Regions from separate parts of the Mus musculus genome. Here region 1 is linked to region 2. Evidence: chromatin loops called from intact Hi-C (ENCODE). Cell type or tissue: left cerebral cortex. All regions are shown on one strand. Links, peaks and the distances in the headings refer to the core of each region. The heading gives the core; the rest is flanking DNA.

Evidence for each region. Hi-C counts contacts between places; a loop is a spot of excess contacts. Peaks named below come from ENCODE experiments on the same cell type or tissue, not always from the same donor. Only the 100,000 strongest peaks of a DNase experiment are listed, where the experiment ranks them.
Region 1: a loop joins it to region 2, with 8 times the contacts of the local background. A loop is called at or near these places in 1 of 42 quality-filtered maps.

Annotation. Positions count from the first base shown.
Region 1 is chr8:47,023,252-47,040,297 of GRCm38, reverse strand. It overlaps Enpp6 (ectonucleotide pyrophosphatase/phosphodiesterase 6), which reads right to left. Exons shown (of 8, transcript NM_177304.4): 2 at 9,703-9,882. Among named protein-coding and RNA genes, the nearest start is that of Enpp6, 45 kb to the right of the region's middle. In left cerebral cortex, for the core only: CTCF peaks have their summits at 7,717 and 7,916; a DNase peak (open chromatin) is centred at 8,026.
Region 2 is chr8:47,240,495-47,245,494 of GRCm38, reverse strand. The region is part of intron 1 of Stox2 (storkhead box 2); the gene reads left to right. Among named protein-coding and RNA genes, the nearest start is that of Gm51570, 22 kb to the right of the region's middle. In left cerebral cortex, for the core only: no CTCF peak of the experiment used is centred there; DNase peaks (open chromatin) are centred at 1,619, 2,045, 2,341, 2,713 and 2 more places; H3K4me3 peaks cover 2,484 bases; H3K27ac peaks cover 3,254 bases.

The DNA of each region.
Region 1 (17,046 bases), core at 5,283-10,282, 210 kb after region 2:
CATGAAGCATATGTAAGTGTATATATTATATAAATATAGTGTATACACACACACACACACACACACACACACACACACACACACACACATGTCATGATACTTCTTCAGGAAATATCCTCTCTGCCAAAGTTATTGGGGAGTTTTCTCCCTGCCAAGATTAATGACTACATGATAGTCAGAGACAGCACAAGTCCAGGATGTGACGGTGTGTCTATGTCCTTAGCAAAGCGGTAAATGCCGAGACCTCCAGGACAGCCCTTAAGGATGTGGGAGGAACTCTGAATTCAAAAATACATAATTTTTCAACTGTGCAAATTATAAGAATGCAGTATGAATCGTATGAGGTGCTTCATGAACCTAAAAGAATAGAGGCAGCTCTACTATGAATCAGTATGTCATAAAGATTCAAAGACAGCCAGATTCTGGGGTTCAAGGTCAGCCTGGAACAGAGCTAGTTTGAGCCCAGGTATGGTGGAAATGGTAATCTCAGGATAGGATCCCACCCAGCTAGTTTATTGTCTGTGCTTACTAAGGCAGGCAGATCTCTAAATTCATTTGCAACACTTAAAAAACAAATGTACTTGCTGTCTCTTTCTAAGAATCAAGGGTCAGGGTCATGAAATGCTGATTCGTGAGGTAATCAAAAGGAAACCTGGAGTAAATGGTTGAATTGACATGTAAATAAAAGACTGGACTTTTGGGCTGCATGATATGAACTATCCAGAGAGTTTTTTAGAATAGTTTTCAAGAGAGAGCTGTCTCAAGCAGAGGGTTGTCTAGAAAGCTGTCTCGAGCAGAACTCAGGCTGTCAGTTTTCACCCCATGATTTGACTTTTTTTCTGATCTCAAACTCTCCTTCTCTCAGGAACCCCTCTCCAAGCTGATACTGGTCCTTACCACTAATCTTTATTCCTCAGATGACGTTCTTTATTGTCCTCATTGAAATAATGGAATGATTACTGGGCCTCCATTAGTAGACACTGAATTCCAATGTCTATGCCTTCTTTTATCTTATGATCTTTTCAAAACTGAAGTTCCATTGCCTCCCAACTGCTGCTTTTGAGATCAGCATTTGACTGTTGTAGACATGCACATGATTGTCAGATACACCTCTCTGTCAAAGGTCTCAGTGTATGCCCAATCTATTACACAAGCACAGACGTGTCAACTGTCCAGTAGTTTTGAAAACGACTTAGCCTACCTTTGTATCAAGTAGAACTGCAAATTCTAACCATTTTAAAGCAATAACAAAAAGACATTTTATCATACAGGCATTTCTGAGTCCAAGGAACAAAAAAGCTTTTAAAAGTTAACTTATATCCATGGATGGAAATGATTAATCACTAGAATGATATAAGTTCAGAATCAGTTCTGCTTTTCTTTGTTAGTGTTAGTGCTAAGAAAGCTGTTCATATAAACAAGTAGATGAAAATAGAAGTAGTTTGTACTCCTGTAATTTAATTCTTCTAATGCCAAAATGTGATCTAGCATAAATTTTAAAACAATATTTCAGATGGCAATTCAATTAAGTTTTTCTTAAATAACTTTAAAAGCCAGCACTAGCAGCTGTTTATTTTTTTTTCACTTACTTTCCAAATGCACAAGTATTTGAGCTGTGTGTCTGACTGGTGCTGTCTGTCTTTATGAATCATCAGGATAGCACAACGTGCCTCAGTGAGATTCTGGGGGAGAGGTATTGTTTCTTATGTGAAGTGAGAAAAGGGTATATTTCAGTCAGAGCAATTTTAATACCAAATATTCTAGGTTATATAAAACATTACATAATTGGGGGTTCCATAAAATATTCTATTAAAACTATTCTTGTTCTTGGAGAGGCTTGGGAACCCAGTTTGAAGACATTCAAACTAGGAAAGGAGGTCACAGTAGCTCTGTCCTACAAAAGTGCAATGTCCAGAGAATGACAGACCATGAAGTGGTGTTGGGAGCCAGTGATGAGAAATGGGTTATAACTTGGTGTCAATCATAACCCAAGTTCTGTAAGCAAAGCAGAAAGAGAAAGAACCATCCCAGCATGCATTGTGACTCAGTGTTCATTCCGAGTCAGAGATTCCGACAATGGAACAAGAAGTCCTTTCTCCGTTGGGAGATGCTCTGAATGCATGTTCTGAAGGTGCCATCATTTGAGATGGAAGCTATATACTTCCACACACCCCAGACCATGGACTGGATAAGTAACAGTCTAGACCAAGCCTGGGGCAAGTCTATCCTCCTTCTCTGTCAGTCCAGTGTGGTCTTTCCTGGGTGATCTCTCAAAAGGAAAAAACTGTGCCTTATCTGAGATGCTAAAAGCCAAGAATGAGTAAATGACTGAAAAAGAAAGTCAGCAACAAAAGACAATGGCGGCACAATGGAGCGTGGTATAAACCGAATGGGTAGTTTCAGCGAGAGCAGAGTTAATTATTCCTAGGTGGGTTTGTGTGGGTGCTTTGTTTCATTTTTCTTTGGTCTTTGATAGGAATCAGCAGACTGGGGGTGTAGTGTGGACAGCTCTCTAATCAGGAGTCTGTGGACTGTCTTCTGGATCTGCCACAGGCTAGTTCTGCGATCCGTGAATGTGGGCGAGTATTTCTCAACTTCCAGGCTGCTACCTCCAGACCTGTTTCACGGTTGTGCAGAGAACAGGAAATTTAGTCCACTGAGGTCACTACAGGTCACCCAAGCATGACCGAGGGAAGGATGAAGTGTTGGACTGTTGCCCCAGGGGTCTGCATGGACAGCCATGACCAAGACATGGTCTGGAAGTTATACTTTGTTTCCATGACAACCTTGAGAACAAGCTTTCTCTTTTCATTCCATCCTCATTCATCATTGCTGGTGAACTTAGAAGAGAATTGTCCTTAATTAAGGTACACTCATCAGGACTTACTCTGGTCCTTGCTATTTCTGATGACCTACTAAGTGTTATAATAAGCAAGTCAAGGTACAAAGAGCAATCACCAGGGACCACCACTACGTTTGTGCACCTTTGTGCTAAATATTTTAAGGTAGTTTTTCTCATTCTTCATCTACCAGATTATTTTAATATACTTATAACTTTTCACAACAAGGCCTTGTTGGCCAAAATAAACTATCAAAACAAATATGAAAATCCAGAATGTCTACAGTGTGGGTGATACATGCGTGTAGATGTGGCATCCTTATGGATTGAACAATTTCAAAGCAATACGTCAAACCCTGTTCTTTCATAGATTTGAAAACACAACCCTTAGATAGAAGTGAATGTCCCAAAGTCTCTCTGTGGGCTGGTTCTGATCTCCTATTTCTGATACTTTTTAATTGTGCATATCTTCAACGTGCTTTGCCTCCTAGCAACTCTCTCTGAGGACCACCAAGCTGAGCCCATAAACATCACATTTCTCCCGGTTTCCTAGAGCAAAGGTCTCGCCTTCCAAGTGGAGTTCCTGCTTGCCAACTTTGACACGTCTTGTAACAATAACTCCTGTGAGCTGCATTTTATGTGATGTGAGACAGGTGTGCAACTGTTGAATACACGTCTCAAGAGGCCTTATTAAAGTAGCTAAGCCAATTAACTCTCACAGAAACACGCAACCTTTTCCAGGAAAACACATCTGAGGTACGGGAGCTTGTGGGAACAAGTTTTTGGAGGGAAGCATAGCCTTTGATCTCAGATACCCTTTCCCCAGGGTTGGCCTGGTCCCAGAAAGCTTTCTCCGGATGTCAGGAGGGAGGGAGTAGGCTATGTCATGGAAGGCTGGGCTTGTGTACAAGGTGAGACAAGCCGGAGAAGCAAACCCGATGAGAAGCAGCTCACCTGTTACCCTTGAGTCCAGAAGCTCGGGAAGAGATCTAGTGGGACCAAAATGTGGTTAACGGGAAGCCCAGATGAGAAGGAATAGGCTTTCTGCAAGGCCAAGGCTCTGCTCAATAGGCCAAAGTCAGAATGAGCTTTTAGATCAGGGGAATAAAATCCACCAGACCTGGGTCATGAATATCCTCCTCCCAAGGGGGACAAGATGAAGACAGAGTGACCACTACGAGAGGCCCCTTGGGATAACCAGCAGTGACACCTTCATGTCTGAAGCAAGTGCTTCAAGCACTTCTAACTCAGGATGTGGCACCTCTCATCAAGGAAGCCATCAGGACTTCCTGCAGTGTGTGGTGTTCCTGAGCAAGGCTTCCTTCCCTAACAAGGACTTTGAATGAGAGCTTACTGGACTTACTTAGGGTATAAAATGCCAGCAAAACCCTTGTCTTCATCTGGGATGCTGGATCTCTGGCCCCTGCTGAGAGATTCCTTCTCATCCCTCCCAATCCAGTCTGTGTCCTTTGAGACCTTACAAACTGTCCCTACCCCCATGTCTGAAGGTGTCTCAGGTGTTCTGAGTCACTCCTAGGAACATCTAGGGTAGACAGTGGGTATTATCCCCATGGCCCTGTAAGGACCCCTTCCTATTCCCTACTTAGTGTGTGTATGTTGTGTGAGAGTATGCACGTACACGTAGGCCAGAGGTCGCCACTAGGTTTCTTCTTCAGTTGCGTTCCACTTTAGTTTTGAAACAGCATCTCTTATTGATCCTGGAGATTACCTATTAGGCTAGACTGACCAGCAAGCCCCAGGGACCTGTCTGTCTCTGCTTTCCCAGCCCTGGTAATACAGGCATCCATGGCCACAGTTGCTTTGTTATGTGGGTGTTGGGGAATCTAAACTCAGGTCATTCATTCTTGCGTGGCAGGCACTTTACCTACTGCCAACTCTCCTATTTTTGCTGTATTGGAAATAAAACAAAACAGCAGCGACAACAACACCTCCTCCCCGTAGTTTCTCAGTAATTCCAGGGAAGTGTTGGAATTGGGGTAGAGAAAATGGGAGGGGCATGTGGGGAGGGGGGCACAATTCTGCACTCAAAAGTCTAGAGAAAAATGACACTGGTGGCCCATTGAATTGGACCATTCTTTCCCTCCTTCCTTCTTTTATTACTTTTTTGAGGTTATAGAGATTAAACCTAGAGCCTGGCACATATTAAACAAGCTCTTTGACACATATTTATGCCTTCAATTCTCAAAATTGTAGTTTTGGCCACTTTCCAAATGAAGCTTGTGGTTAACAAGTGTTGGAGCCAACAAACTATGTACCAAGGCCTCTTCCAGTTCTAAAATTATATACATCTCAAAGACTAATGCCAAACTGATGACAGTGTTAGGAAATATAGTGACTCTCCAGATTGTTTTATTTGCATTGTCAAATATCTGGCTGGAAAAGAATTGTGGTTTCATCCAGAGGTTTGGTGTCATGTGCATAGAGGCAATGGTGGAGCTATGATAGCCACATACAGCCCTTGTCTAGAAATGGAGGGAGAACTGGCAAGTATCTATGTGTGTTCTTCTGAATAAAAAGTAGCTTATTGGTCTGAACACCTACACAGAACAGGAAGATGCAATGCCAGTGAGCCAAGGCACACCCAACATCATCCTGGGGCAAATGGGTGGTTGTGTCCAAGTCCTCTTGGTGCCAGGCTGTAGAGAATTAACACAGCAAAATCCATAATGAAAGACATAGGACTGGAATGTCAACCCTTAAAGGGCAACTAAAGAATGAACTTAAAATCTGCTGCCACTGTGTAGGTGAGTCTGCTGATGTGAGGCGCTCAGATGACCTTTCCACAGAAATTCTCAATAGCCACCCCCAATTACTCCTCTTCATCCTCGGGATATCCACCCAGCTCTGAGTTGCTCTTCAATATCAGTAGAAGATGCGTTTTTGTCCTCCAAAGTAAAATTTCCTTGACATCAAAAAGTTCGAGATCAATATGTAACTAGCTAGCTCTTAACCTTTGTGGAGCAGCGGTGGGTCCCAGGTACACTACTTCTGACTTATTTCAGCCTTGAACCATTTCTTTAGCATGGTTTCCTCTGTGCAACCACACAGGAGCGGTGGGCAGGGAGGGCTTTGTAGGTTCTGTTGACAAGCCTTAACTGTGTGAAGATCTGGGCTGAGGGAGGGCGGACTCTTCCTCCCTGCTCAATTTGTCACACCAGGGCTCTCTCTACCTGACAGGAAGACTTGAACTACTGCCATCTCTAAGTTGCACTTCTAAATATTGACTTAATGGAGAGACTCAAAGTGTCATAACACAGCTCACTGGAGCCATGAAGATTGTCCAGGCCTCACAGAGAAGTCTGTACAATGTCCCACGGGGAGTGGAAAAGGAAACAGAAGATGAAGGAAGAGAAATAAAATCCAGGCGTGTTTAGCAGACATGCATGACACTTGGCTTAATCTTGTAGAGACAAATGAACGCTTGGTAGTTCATTGTCCAAGGCTGGAGTATAGCAAGGAGGGGAGAGAATGAACAACAGTGACTAGGACTCCCTTGGGTCTTCACTGGCAGAAATTAGGTCACTGGGGTACCGCAACCTGGGCTGGGCAGCCTGCCCTCAGAAAGACTTCAGTTGGGTGTTCAGTTTTGAAGGACTAGACAGTGTCTAGGAAACAAGGAGTTTCTCATTTAATTCCTGTGAAGACTTCCATTCAGATCGTGGGTCAATCTCTATGATGGTACAGGGAGGAAATCTCTTTTTAGCCTCTTTCTTTCTCATTGTTAACTCAGGCAGTTTTACCATGTCATAGGAACTGCTGAACTATGACTCAAAAGAACTGATGGGCCCTTCTGGAAGGAGCTGTAAGGGCTTAATGAGATACAGTACAAGGGAACTAATTTCGAGATCCATCACATATTCAGTGATACATAAATTAAGATTCTTGATGATGAAAGGAAAAACAACACTCTGTAATAAGCAATAAGAACTTTGGCGTATGACCACTGCCTCTCTCTGGATTTCCTCCCACCTTGCCATACCACTGGCTTCTACGGCTATACCACTGACAGAGTGGTATGCAAGCAAGGACTAGACATGTTAGAGGGTAGCAATTGTGTGGTTGGTGCCTTTTAAAACATTAAGATTTAAGGTTTCACAATAAAGACAATGAAGCCAGTCAGATATTACAGAAGGTAGCTACCATGGTATTGTGGCAATATTCACCTTGGTGGTCCTTAGGGCAATGACCAAGAAATGTCATATTCTTTCTTCTGTGTCTATGCATGCAATCTCTTGTGTTCACTGACAATGATGCTTCTAAAACCAACCTTAATATGCAGCAAACTCTCGGTTTTAGACCTCACCAAAACAGGCTTAACTCTGAACTTGACCCTTTAGATAAGTCTCCTGAATTGACCTACATTTCTTTTGTCTAGCAACCAACTTCATGGCCATAGTTGGGTATTCTATTTTAGATAAAGGAATCTCTTTAAACTGTTATGTTCTGGGAGCCACAAATGTTTCCCCATAGATTCACACTTTGAATGCTTTCTCTCATGGCACTATTGGGTGATGCTATGGTGATGCTATGGTGATGCTGTGTAGGTTACTAGGACTCAGGGTGGGCCTTTGACAGTTGTAGCCTCATCTCTGATTTCAGTGGTCTTTGGTCCACTGAGATGTGAATGGCTGTTCTCTGCCACCAGCTCCACAAATTATAATTTTCTACTCAAGTTCATGGTACCAAGTGGCTGTGGACTTCAACATTTGAAACCAGGAGCAAAATAAACCCTTCTCTTAATTTCTGTCAGATATACTTGGCCACAGGGACGTCAGATGTGACTGATTCCCCTTCCCTGATCTGAAGCATCTCAAGTTAGTTTAGGTGACTGATGGGTATGAACAGTCCATGGTGTCACTCTGAATTATCTCTGTCGGCAGAATAAGCCTGTTAGCTCTGCACAGTGTGGATTTAACACAGTGTGTGCTGGCCTTCATGAGCATGGGGCTGCCCTTTGCAGCCTCCATACTCTGTGTCCAGTGCTCCTTTGATATCTGGCACGCCCTTGTGGACCCTGAGCATCTCTCCATGTGTTGCCACCTCCAGATAGCATCCTCCGAGCTCCTGTGGAATGCCCACACCCTCAACACAGGCCATCTGTGACTCAGCTTCTGATGACTCATTCTCCTCTCCCTTCTCCCCCACGCCTGTCAGTGGCCCTCTCCCACAATCCACTCTGCTTTCACAATTCTCTCATCTGTTTCTGCCCCCGCCCCCCAGCTCTCCACAACCCAGGCCAGCGAGATCTCTGCTGCTTCTGCCTACCTCCCACCTGATCGTTGTTCATCTCTTGTAGACTTTTACCAGTAGCTGGCTCCGTAATGACAAGAATCTAAGTTTTATATTGTTGGGAGAAAGCACTATAGCCATGTATCATATTGCTACCTCACCTGCTAAAGAATGAATCCACTGTAGCAAAGTCATTGTTTGGTCAGTGTTGAATTCCTTCATACTTTGTGTGTGTGTGTCTGTCTGTCTGTCTGTCTGTCTGTCTGTCTGTGTCTGTGTGTGTGTGTGTGTGTGTGTGTGTGTGTGTGTGTGTGTGTGTGTGTGTGTGAAGAAGACTTGCTTGAGTCTGTTCTTCCAACATGTGGGTTCTGGAGGTTGAGCCCAGGTCTTCCGGTTTGGCTGTGAATGCCTTTGGCTGACCCTGAATCTCCTCATTCCTCATGAAAGCTCTTCAGTGGATGGAATGACAGTAGCCACTGACGTTTTACAATGGACATGGCAGGTTGTAGCACTACTTGCTTCATTACAGTAAAACAGTTTTGCTTCCCAATTGTCTGGATGTATAAAAGGTGCCAGCTAGAAGAGGTGTTACATAATTCATTACCAAGCAGTCGTACTTTGATTTTTTTTTTCATTTTTGATGCAAAGGTAGAGAAATGCAAATATATTGGATAAAATTTTCAAAGAATAAATAAAAATGTTATTTTGAAAAAAGTATATAGAAACAGTATATGCAATTCCTCTGTGATAAATCAGTGAGCAGACTAAAAGTGAGCTCCCTTACGTATTGAAAACGTTGCACGTGAAAATCAAGCACGAGACACTGGAACAAGAGAACCAGGAAGTGACGTTTTACCCGATGACGCTATAGAGCTCAAGAAAGGAATTTTTAAAATGTGCCCATATAATATCTTTGTCATTTATGCATTTGGGAGATGGTTATTATCCAGACTATACACTGAACTAAAAACAAAACAAAACAAAACAAAACAAAACAAAAAACAAGAAACCCAGTTAATAGACTGGATAATGAAATAAACAGATAATCCATAAAAGAAAAAATGCAGCTATCTGAAAAACTCCAGCCTCATTAACAACTGCAGAAATACAAATCAAAGCTACACTAAGAGTCTGTCTTAGCCCTGTCAGAGTAGCCGACCCTAAGAAAACAAACAACAAATGCTTGCACAGATCTGGACAAAACAGAATCCTCGTGCTCTGTTGGCCGGAATGTAAGCTAGTTCCAGCACCACAAAAATAAGTACGGAGGCTTCTCAATCAACTAGCAACAGATCTATGGTATGACCCAGCTACACCACTCTTGAGCAGTTATTCAAAAACCTTCTAAGTCTCCTCACAGAGCCCTTGAGCGCCAGTTCCCTGCACCACGATTCACTAAGTTCTAGACCCGACCTAAGGGCACAGTCACAGAGGAATCAAGGAGAAGAAAGGCAGCTTACATACACCGTGGCTTTCATATCATTGGTAGGAAAGCGAATGCAACTGAGACAATTAAGCAGAGGAGGTCAACCTCCGAAAGACAAAGGTCACATGTTTGAGGTTTGGAAGCAGGGCGCCCGAGGGGGGCGAAGCCTGCAGGTCGGCACACTCACCGGGCCAGTAATACATGTAGACTTTCCTCCTGGCTTTCATCAGAGTGATCCACAGCGGTTCTGACCCGTTCCACCACAGGGGCATCAGGCTGTCTCGGTTGACCCCGATGTCAAATGACTTGTTGGTTCTGGGATCCCACATGTAGTTGCCGATCATCTGGTGGACCTCACAGTGGCGGCCTGCGGGGATGAGGAGACAGGCTTAGTCTTTGTCTACAACCCTCGTTTAATTCGATTGCCAAAGCGTCTCGTGCTCGTTTAGGAAGGAGAGAAAGTACCACAACTTGATCTTTTCTGTTGTTATACAGAGACTCCGTTTTTATAGATGGTGCCAAGAGGACGACAAAAAGAGAACCACCATTTGCGAGCCCAGCCAGGTGTACACACCAGATCCCAGATCGTCCAGATTGGCATAATGACACCCTGTCTCAAAAATAAAACAGGTATCTACAAGTTGCGGATGGGATCACTTTGCATACAGCTAGATCTTTCCAACTTCTGTGTTTTAAGTTACATCGAGGGGGCAGGTGAGAGACATAGCAGGGAAAGGAGTTTGCCACCAAGCTTGGAGATCTGAGTTCGATCCCCAGAACCAACACTGAAAGGAGAGAACTGATTCTCTCAACTTATCCTCTGACTTCTGGTCCTTTGATTTCTGTGTGTGCAACACACACACACACACACACACACACACACACACACACACACACACACTGAAAAACAAATTGCAATTACAGCGAGGGTACTTCGGGTAGAATTTGGCCATCTCTCCATCGCCTGAGGTCTCCACATGCCTCAGCCTGGAAAAAAGTGGATTCTTGTGACAGGTGTTTTAAAGTCTCAGCCCAGAGACAGTTCTGCGTCCCTTCAATTTTCCTCCCACAAGGCAGGGGACCCAGCTGCTACATGGTTCTCTCCTTTCTTAGAAAAGACAAGTTATTACTTCATTGTTCACCTTATAACATTTGGAACCCAATAGTGCAAAAACAGACTCCAGTTGAAAAAACAAAGCAAGAGAACATCACTCCACATGGAGCTGGGTACCAAAGTGGGCTGGTTCTGCGGACAGAGCGCTGGCCCAGCAGAGAAGCCAGAAGTGAAAGAAAGGCTCAAGCGCTGGGACTCTTAGGAACATTCGATTAGTGATTTATTTTAGAGCAATCTGTTTCATCTTTAGAGTAAAATAATAACACAAACATTGACAAGGGCATCAGGAAAAAAAAATGCTGCAATTTGAGCAAGTGTCATTTGGCACGGAGACGAAACACACTTAAGCAGGCTCCATAAGCAAGCAGGACCGGAGTAGTGTTCTCTGCTTTTCTCTGTTTGTTTGCGGCTGTGGTTTCTTCCAGTCTTCCCACGCCCAAAACTCTATTCTTAAACAAAAACAAAGAGGAACTACCAAGGACAATTTTGAAAAAAAACAAAAACAAAAAACTGAACGCCAGAATTTACAGAAGGGGGAAGCCTGAGCTTCCATCATAGAAAGCCAGACATTCCACACACTGTGTTTTAAATTTAAAGCCCAAAGAACTAAAGGAAAGAGTTTTTATTCAGAGCTGCAGTGTGAGTAGTTTTATCCCCACTAAAGTTTTTGCTTGTCAACGAATAACATTTAAAAGTGAAACAGAACAGATATGATAGAATCACCATGGTTAAGAAATTGCAATGCACACTTATTAAATACATGCACACATACATGTCAAATGTGAACTACAGCCTCCGCCCTCAAGTGGATTTTTTTACCCAGCAGAGGACCTTTGCGTAGATATCAGCTTCCAGGGAACAGAAGCTAGAAGGAGAGCAGCCTGCAGCATCTCTTCAGAATCATGACCATCACCAGTGCCTCCGTTGCTAGGGAGAACTGAGAGTATGTGCTAACTAGTTCATCGAGCAGAGACATCATTCTTCTTTATTCAAATCCATTACCCCTTTTAGTTCAGCAAAGCTGAAGCACCGCCCCCTCAGCCAAAGCCCCTATGGTTTCTTCCTTCAGAACAATGGCTTCGGACACTTTTGTCATCTTATGGCAGCTTGCTCCTGCTTCCATGGGGCAACTGTGATAATAACCACAGCAAAGATAGTTTATAGAAGATGCCATGAAACACACAAAAACAATCAAAAGTAATTCCTAAAGTACTAAGACTACCACCAAACCCCAGTGTCATAGGGCAATACCCTTGCACTGTCTGGTTTTTGTCAACTTGACACAAGCTAGAGTCATCAGAGAAGAAAAAGCTTCAGTTGAGGAAATGCCCCCAGAAGATCCAGCTGTAAGGCATTTTCACAGTTAGTGATTGATTGATGGGGAATACTCATTCCCATTGTGGGTGGTGCAGCCCTGGCCTGGTGGTCCTGGGATCTATAAGAAAGCAGGCTAGCCGGATAGTGGTGACAAACACCTTTAATCCCAGCACTTGGGAGGCAGAGGCAGGTGAATTTCTGATTTCGAGGCCAGCCTGGTCTACCGAATGAGTTCCAGGACAGCCAGGGCTACACAGAGAAACCCTGTCTTGAAAAACAAACAAATAACAACAAACAAAACAAAACAAAACAAAACAAAAAAGCAGGCTGAGCAAGCCATGAAAGCAAGCCAATAAGCAACATCCCCATGGCCTCTACATCAGCTCCTGCCTCTGGGTTCCTGCCCTGCTTGAGTTCCTGTCCTGACTTGCTTTGGTGATGACCTGGCAGTGTGTGGAAGTGTAAGCTGAATAAACCCTTTCCTCCCCAACTTGCTTTCTTACTCATGGCGCTTCATTACAACAACAGGAACCCTGATTAAGACACTTCTCTTCCTTCAACCTCCATCCTCTGTGCTCTGAATCCCAAGAGGCCATGCCCTTCCATCTTTCTTTGCTCTCTTCCATCTAGCTGGAAAGTTATGAGAGGCTTCCTGTACTCTGGAGAGCTGCTGCGTCTGGACTGAGAGGAGGGAAGTTAGCGAAGGAAGAAGAGGTGAGGAGAAAGAGGAAAGGTAAGGCCTGGAGAGATTTTCTGTGGGACCCAACACCAAGGGTCACCTCAGACTCATCGTCAGGGGATGGGTCTTTGGGTGGACTGCCCATATTCTTCAAAGGCTGACAACAGGTGCTGGGCCAGTCCCCAGGGTTAGCCTTGTTCTAGAAACACACACACACACACACACACACACACACACACACACACACACACACACACACACACCTTTCTGGAAGCACAGGAGTCTGTCTGCTCCTTGGCCAGCTGCTCCAGCTTTCTCCCCAGCTCAGCTGCCTTTGCTCCCACGAGCTCAGCAAGGTTATCATTGTGAGCTTGGAGCAGCCTGAGCCCTGACTCCAGCCTGAGCCCTGACTCACCCCAGCAGATCCTCTTTACCTAGCCTTTCTCTTGCAGCTCATACTTACATTTTTTTTAATTGCTAGAGTGAAAATGGTAGCTGAGAAAACAGAACAGAACAAAACAAAACTCGATGTATCAGCCTCACAGCCTACGAGTGCTCGTCTCCGTATTCCTGCCTGACCCGCATCTATTTTTACACATCTGCGGAGCTTGTTTGCCCGCCTCTGGTTTATGCTATCCACGGAGCCCTGCTGGTACTCCAGCCCATTGTCTCCCCCCTGCTAGATGCTCCCTTGCAGAGGCCCCCTGTGACCAACTGATGGCTCTCCCTTGCATAAGGCCACCTGCCCATCATCGACAAGTGTCAGAACTGAGTTTTCTTCAACAACAGACATTTGTCAGGCTTATTAGTTTTCAGTAAGTCTTATTGTTTCTCATCATTTCCAAATATTAAATGTTGGTTCATTTTGTATTTCTCCCTCTTCCTCTTCCTCTTCCTCTTCCTCTTCCTCTTCCTCTTCCTCCTCCTTCCTCTTCCCTTGCCCCTCCCCTTCCTCCTCCTCCTCTGCTCTTCCCCACTTCTTCCTCCTCCTCCCCATTGTGGTTAAAGGGGCAGGTGTTGGAGTCACAACATGCAAGTGTGAGAACAAGTTCTTCCTGTTACTGTCTTGCGTGATCTTAGGGAAGTCCCTTAGGGCCTCTGCACACTTAAGTCCTTATCTAAGTAATGGGTAGAGTAGTAGATAGTATGGAATCTATAGATACACAGTCCTCCCTCTGCATTGTAGCACGTGGCCATCAAACTACTCTGAAAGCTGAAGCCGCACGAAGCTAGCTTACTCACCTATGGGGAAAGTACCACTGTCTCATAACCATTCAAAAGTCTCTCATTTATTTATTTAACATTCCCCTACTGCCAGTTGTAACCATTCAGGAAAATTGAAAACAGAAAAGTGGTCATGGATCTCTAATTGTAACTTGAAGCATGGCAAACACTTAGAGTCAAATAGGTTTATTTCTCAGCAAAAGGCTCAACTGTGGTTTGAACATCCCCTGCTTTTCAGAGCCCAAACAATGCCAGGAGACCTTTTGTTGCTGTCAGCCTGGGTGACCTGCCATCCCCTTTCCAAGCTTAGTTCAGCTCGCATTTTATCCTTTGTACGTTCAGCAATCAGAACCTCCCCACACACATTCCCTAAATGTTAGGGTGTCTGCTGGTGTCGTTCCCTCAGAAACACTTCAATCCTCTTTGCTGTGTTCGGGATACGGTTGGTTGGTCTTCTGAAGGCTCACACTAGAAGCCAGATGCCCAGTGCAGAGCCCCTAAGTGGGAGAACCTTTAAGGGACCTGAGCCATTGGAAGTCAATTAGGTCACGGTGCTCAATCCTCAAAGAGAAATTAAAGATGTCTTCTGAGAGTGGGAGTCAGGTCACTTAAAACTGGGATAGCTCTTACGCAAAGAGATTGTTGTAAGGATGCTCATGGATTTTTTTTCTTTTTCTGAGGCAACTTCTCCCCCCCCCCCCCCCACTTAACAAAAACAAAAATAAAACCCAACCTTCAGATTTTATCTATTACAGCCTTGGGTGTTTTGTTATAGCAATGTAAAATGGACCTGTCACTCATTTATAGCACGTAGTTCACCTTCACTAGTTTCCTCTGCTTTCATGCCTAGAGTTTCTTCCTTTTTCTTCTTCTTCATCAAGACTTATTTATTTTACGTATGTGAGTACACTGTTGCTCTCTTCAGACACACCAGATGAGGGTGTTGGATCCCATTACAGATGGTTGTGAGCCACCAAGTGGTTGCTGGGAATTGAACTTAGGACCCTTGGAAGAGTGTTCTTAACCACAGAGCCATCTCTCTTGCTGCTTCCAGGCCCCAATCCCAGCTTCTTCCATGATGTGATGTTGACCTACATGTGGTCAATTATTTCTTCTTAAAATACATTTGCATTTGATCCAAATCCTGCAAAGCTATTTTTCCCCCAGCAGATTAAACGTCTCTGCCATTCTGCATACCCAGCAATGCTGCTGCCCTCCATTATGTCTCTTGAATGGTTCCTTTTGCATCTTCCACACTATGTATCCCAGATCCCCGGTAAGCAAATCTAACAGATTCCTACCATAGCACTAAACTGTATCTAGAATAATAGGCTCTAAAAATTGGCATACCATCTTAGTCAGTTTAAGGGATGTCTTTATAGTAAAAGTAGAATTTTTCAGAAATGTGTGTATGTATTCTTTCAGATGCTGGGGCTGAGGCTGGCCTCTGCATGTCCAACATAATAATGCATCAGAAGTTAAATGACTTTGTACCTGGGAGACATGGAGGTGGCACAACTTCAGGCTTTGTTGTCTATGCACAAGTAAAATAGAAGATAGACAGCAACTAACCAGCAGATGGGCATAGTTGGTCACTGGTGGTAATGACATCACTGGTGGTGATGAACCCAGCTATTTATAGGCTGAGCGTCAGGGAGTAAAGTTCCCTAGTCAGGGGACTAAGGAACCAAAGATACTGCGGTGCAAAGCACCTGCAGCTGAGTAGCAGGCCAGCCTTCTGTTAGCTGCTGCAGGCTTCTCTCCCGGCCCCTCGATCTAGAGTGCCCTTCAGCTCATTCCTCTCTTCTCCATTCTCCACATAGCATCCACCTCCAAATCTCTCTCTAAACTTTGACTCTCAGTAGCAAGTCTGCCTTCCAGAGCTTCTGATTGGCTCCTAAATGTGCTTATCATAGAACTCTGAGAAAACAGAAGAACTTAAGAGAGCAGTATTTCCTGTTGAGAGCCCCCCACTTCAGAAGGCCACAGCAGTAAAGGGTACTGGGGCTTATTTTTAAAAGGAGAGAAAGGACGATCTCCCCAAACTCTGCTCCATCTCTATCCCTGCACATCTTGTAGGCAGGGCAAATTTTGAGACAAAGGTTTTATGTGTGGGTGGGTGTTCCCCTCTCTCCACTGGAATTCCAGCCTGGCTCCAGGAAGTGACCACTTCAGGATCCATATTCCCCACAGCTAGGAGTCTCAGCTGGGATGACCCCATAGACTCCGAGGAGCCTTCCCCATTCCAGGTCTCTGGCTGGTCTCAGAGAAGCCACCATTCTTTCTTCCAGCCCTCTCCCTCTCTTCCTCCTACCTGATCCCCGCCCCTGTTTCCCTCCCCATCCCTTCTGCCACTCAGTTCCCTCTGTCCATTCACCTCTGATATCTATTTTATTTTCCCTTCTGAGTGAGATTCAAGCATCCTTTTTTGGACCTTCCTTGTTACATAGCTTCTTTGGGTTGGTGGACTGAAGTATGGTTATCCTGTACTTCATGGCTGGTATCCACTTATAAGTGAGTAGTACATACCGTGCATGTCTTTCTGGGCCTGTGTTACATCACTCAGGATGATATTTTCTGGTTCTATCCATTTGCCTATAAATTTCATGATGCCCTTGTTTTTAATAGTTGGATAGTATCCCGCTATGTAAATGTACCACATTTTCTCTATCTGTTCTTCAGTTGAGGGACATTCAGGTTGTTTCAAGTTTCTGGGTATTACAAATAAAGTTGCTATGAACATAAGGAATGGCCAACCAATGACTGGCCCAAACTGAGACCCATCCCATGAGAGAGAGCCAACCCCTGACATTATTGATGATACTCTGCTATGCTTGCAGACAGGAGGCTAACATAACTGTCTCCCGAGAGGCTTCATCCAGCAGCTGATGGAGACAGATGCAAGGACCCAGAGCTGAAGATTAAGCGGAGCTTGGGGAGTCTGTGGAAGAGTTGGGGGAAGAATTGAGAGAACCAGAGGGGTCAAGGACACCACCAAAAGATCTACAGAGTCCACTCACCTGGGTCCATGAGACTGAATCCCCAACCAAGGAGCAGTCAAGCCTAAGTCCCCTATGCTGACGTAGCAAATGTTCAGCTTGGACTTCATGTGGGTTCTGTAGCACTTGGAGCAGGGGCTGTCTCTGATGGGTCCCTGTCCCCTAGCTGGGCTGCCTTGCCTCGCCTCAATGAGAGAA
Region 2 (5,000 bases), core at 1-5,000:
TGACCTTTAGGACATAACATATTCATCATTTCATAGAATACCCCCTCAGTTTGAAGACATGTGGTTATTTCATGACTAGGCTTAGAATAAACACTTTTAAAATAAGAATACCACAAAGACTGCATTACGTAGTTTTGGTGCATAGCTGGGCAAGGCTGAGGAGGCTCTTTGTTTCCCTGGCAGTAACTAAGTGTGATCATTTGATGACGCTGCTGCTGGCTTGCTTTTGCCATTCCTTTCCCCTTTGTATACAATGGAAATCTGTGGATGTCTTGAGGCTGTAAAATGGCTTGTTCTCTGACCATCTTTCCCCTTATGCTTTGACTATGTATCCATTGGTTATTCCTGCCTAGGTCGCTCTCACTACAATGCTGGCTCTCCAGTGGGATGCTTTAATTGCATAGTGTCATCTAAAGTTGGGAATTGCTGTTGGTTTATTTTATTTTTTTAAAGGGCTGTCCATTTCGGCATAGCCCATGATGTCTTGTTTATCTTTACACCACAGTGGAGTTACGGGTTCTTTTTATTTCAGGATGCCGAGTCTTTTGAGGGAGTCCTGTTTATGTTTAGTATCTTCACAGCCATAGAAACCCTCTTAAGTTGGTCCTGACATATTTTCTCTGTGTGTGTGTGTTTTCCCTTGCATTCGGTTTTGGTACAGAAAGTACCAGGTTCACTTACACTCTTTCTGTCCTTCCTACCTATATGTGAGAATCAGTCATTTCTCAGAGAACGCCTGGTTTCTTATAGTAGAGACTATTGAAGACCCTTTTTCTTGAGGGTTTTCAGCAGACAGAACTGGTAACATACGTGAACATAGACACAAATGTTCCTAGAATTTAGGGATAAATCTGGACTCTATAGCCTCTCCTCCCCAATCTATATTCCTCTCCCACAAGGTGTTTACTAGCTTTCTCGGCTTCACTGTACACACAGAGTTCTCTCAGAAGCGCCACGCCCACACCGCCGCCCATGGTCGGTGACTCCACTTGTAATATTTAAAAGTTCTAGTCTCTTCTCACCCATCTGCTCCCCCCCAATTTTCCAGAGTTTTCTGATGGCTTCATCTGCTATCATCTTCTCTTTTGTTTTCGTCTCCCTTTAAAATCCCTCGTACTGTCATCTGGGTGGGAGTTGGGAGGTTCTGTTTGCACTCTACCGTGGTTAACTGAGAAATCCATCCTACGTGCGCCTTCTGTTAGCGCCACGGTCCTCGAAGCCTGGAAGGAAGAAAACAGCCTTCACCTTTGCTAGCTAAGATGGCTCCAGCTGTCATCTCTACCTCGATCTCCCATCCTGTGTTCCTTCCTTACTCCTCGCAGAGGACAAAGTAGGTCCTTGTACAGTGTCCTTGACCATTCTTGACTATCTAAGTGGGCAGGGCTTCTTTCTTTGGTACTCGGAAGTAGACCTTCAGGGATGCAGGCAAGACTACAGAGGGTTTTCCCAGTCCGTGTTCCCCGGGCGGGTCCTGCTCTCCCCTACCTCCTCCTCGGTTACTCGGGGGCTACAAATCTGCCCATTGCGGATTATTTCACACTGATAAAAATGAATAGCACAACCACGGAGGAAACAGAATCCAAGTCGGTGTTCCCAGGCTGTTGTTGCTCTCCCCCTTTTCTCATTTGATTCAAATCAGTGCAGACTGGCCTCCTTCGCAATAGCACTTGCACCTTCTGAACTTCGATGTTTGCTGTCTCTGCCCGTTCAGCTTGCTCAGAGCTAATTGTGTCGGTGGCAGGCTCAGATACCTTCAAATTTAAGATGTTTACCTTCAAAGATGCCTTTGGTATCCTCCCCAGTGACAAAGGTTTGGCTCAGGACGCAGAGGGAATTTTCAGAAAAGACGATGAAGGGAGGAGCCATCATCCTTGAAGCAGTTGGGAATGTTGGATTTATTTCTCTTTGCTTTGGTAAACAAAAGCTGGCATTTCTTTCCATGGGTTCTCAGCGGTGGGGCTGCCACCTTGGTAGAGACTGGTGGGCAAATGGAACCCATGCAGTAGGTTGCCAGCCTGGCGATTTTTGCCAGAACTTCTCTAAGCACTTGCCATATTGGCAGTGCCCCCTCCACCCCCCAATCCTCTCTGTGTTTGTTTATTTATTTATTTATTTATTTACTCACTCACTCTGCTTGCATCGTGGAATTCTGGGTAAAGCTGTTTTAAGTCAGAATCATGTTAAAACAACAACATTTAAGAGAACATTTTGACCAAGAACAATGCAAATATTGCAACATACGTAATCTATGCCAAATTGGCTTACAGATTTCAAAACAGGAAGAGTGTTGTTAGCGACGTTCATGGTTTGGTTTTGCTTTGCTGCAGATTAGGTTTAGCGACAAATTCCATCTGGCTACAGCTACATGCAGTCTCTCCATTGATTGGTTATATTGGGACTTCATGGGAGTGTCCTTCAGTTAGCTTTTCCCAGCATTTTTTAAAGCTTCATTGAAGAAAAAAATGGGGTGGGGGGGACGGGGAGGGAGAAAAGAGAAGGACCCTGCATTGTTTTAATTTGCGTCCAACATGCAAAACATAGTTCTAAAATTTTAATTAGCTAAGTGAGCGGTGAAAAGAAAAAAAAAAGTAATAGAACAAGCCTCGGTGAGCAGCTGGGATGTGTTGCCATGACAACAAGTTCAGCAGGGCTGCCAGCGAGCATGTCAATGGGTAATATTGGGAGAGGGCTTTGCAACAGTGCCTGCTAGCCACAATGTGATTGGTCACGCCTCTGTTGTCTTTGTGTGAACCGGTGGATGCTGGGTAAGACCCAGAGTGAATGCTCAGCTTGTCTCAAGGCTGCAATGAGGTAATGCTTCGGAATCTTTGGGGATTAGGAGCTCCTGGCTCCGAAAGACTGCAGTTTAGAGCGCTCTCCTTTCTCTTTGCCTTAATTACTGACTGTAACCCGTAAGGAAGTTTTACAGCTGCCTTCATTTGTTCTCTTATATGGGCTTGCGTTGTATTACAGATAACACGTGCAGACGTGGCATATAGAATCTCAAGCGTAGTCCAAAAAAAAAAAAAAAAAAAAAAAAAAAAAAAGAGATAACCCTCCATGTTATTCATCCTGCATAGAGTCAACATGCATTTGATCTCTGGCATCAGTGACAATCTCTCTTGGTGGATAAATGATATTTTAAAGTGCATTTGTGTTGGGTAAGCAAACTTGTTCCTATCTGGAGACGATTTTGGCATTGATTACTTTTTAGAGTCTTTTGTATGATTCGTGTTTATGATAGCCATGAGGGGGTTGCAGAAAGTGCCAGTTTTGCTCGTTTTTGATTCCTTGAGATTGGCCAGTTTATATCCTGATAATGATCCTACAGGGTTTTTTTTCCCCCCATTTATCGAACAGAATACGTGGCTGCTTCAGAATGATCTACTGAATAAATGCATTGACCGTTCAAACTCGAATCTAAAAAGGAAGCCGAGTTTACAGACAGCAGAGAGGGAGGGCTGTGGATGGGTGGTTTGTGAAGCACGGAGGGTGCTGGTGACAGAGACAAACCCCTAAGCCCCGACCCTGGTTCTCTGTGGCACCGTGACTCAGATCCTCTCCAGGATCTGTTCAGGTAGTCTGGGAACGTTTTGTCAGATTTGTGGGTAGTAAACTGGTGCCCTATGACGGTCGGGGCAGCGTCTACATCGGTGGTGTCCCTAACTAGTGGGGGGAACTGCACTGGATGATTGGATTCACCCCAGCTCCAGAGAGACGTGTGTGAGCCAGCATTTGGACCCAGCTGCTGCTGTATTGGCTTCTTGTTGTATTCACCTTGCAAACTGTTCCTAGAAAAGGCCTAAGTCTTTAAATGAATAAGCAGAATGAAACCACCTCAGCAACAAGGAATGCCTATTTCTGCCCCTGCAGAGCATGGTGAACTCTGCCAGTTGCCCAGCTTTATCTGAGGTCAGGCCACAGACGTGTCTCAGAACCTAGTTGATCCAGCGGGACCATCACCTCAGGAAATTCAAAGCTGTTAAGCAGTGGGTAGAAGGTTCTGCCGTGCATCAAACTGACCCCTCTATGCATTTAAAGACTTGAAAGCCTGGTTGACTTTCACTCTGTTTATATGTCTTTGAGAATAATAGACCTTCCTAAAGAGAAGTAGAGGGAACGTTGTAACTGGCTTTTTAAATAATTAATTGGAAACATTGTAGCAAGAGTACCATCTTGTGATGTGACTTTTTCCAATGGGTTGATTCTCTCTAGTGGTGCAGATACCGGAACCAGACTGCAGGTTCTTAGACAAGGAGTGCAAGGGCCCTTGAGCTACACAGGCTTGGAGTCCTTTGTCTAAAACAAAGCAGAATGCAGGGACCCAGAGAGGGGGAAAAATATCCACCTGTTGGCAAGACTGGCACTTCCTCATTATAAACACCTTAATGTTCCGTAGCCTGCCTTTCCCTGGGGAGAGGACCTTTGCAGCTCCAAATCTCAGACATGCTTTGCTAATTTAAACACTTTTGAGGTTCATTAATAATTTAGTTTACGTAAGATTGGATCCTATGTAATGCACACTCCAGTGAGTAAAAGCAGGATCTCTCCTAACCTCCACCCCCTGTGTAGGCTCCATCGTCTCCTTTGCTTTAAGCTTGAGAAGTAAAATGTATTTACCATCATAGGCAGGTGTGCCCCATTTTGTACTACAGGCTGACTGATTTTCCTTAGTCAACTGACAAAATTCAAATATTTGATATTTGAATGACTGGTGGGTCTCATTTGCCTTTGCAAAACAATCTTCATTATACAGCCCACCCGGCACTTTTAAGATATGCAAAATTAATACAGGAAAGACGGTGAAATAAAAGGCTAAGAAAGATTGTGTTGCTTCTATTGCATTTTGCAAGGTTCTTAACTATTTTGAAAACCCTCTTCAGGAGGAGTTCCTGCAAGTTGCAACTGGTGTGAGCCATTATGTCTTGTGACAGGTTCCACAATGAGTGACTTGTGATTGATGCGAAGCCCGATGCCCAGAGATGAATCGTAGACCGCGT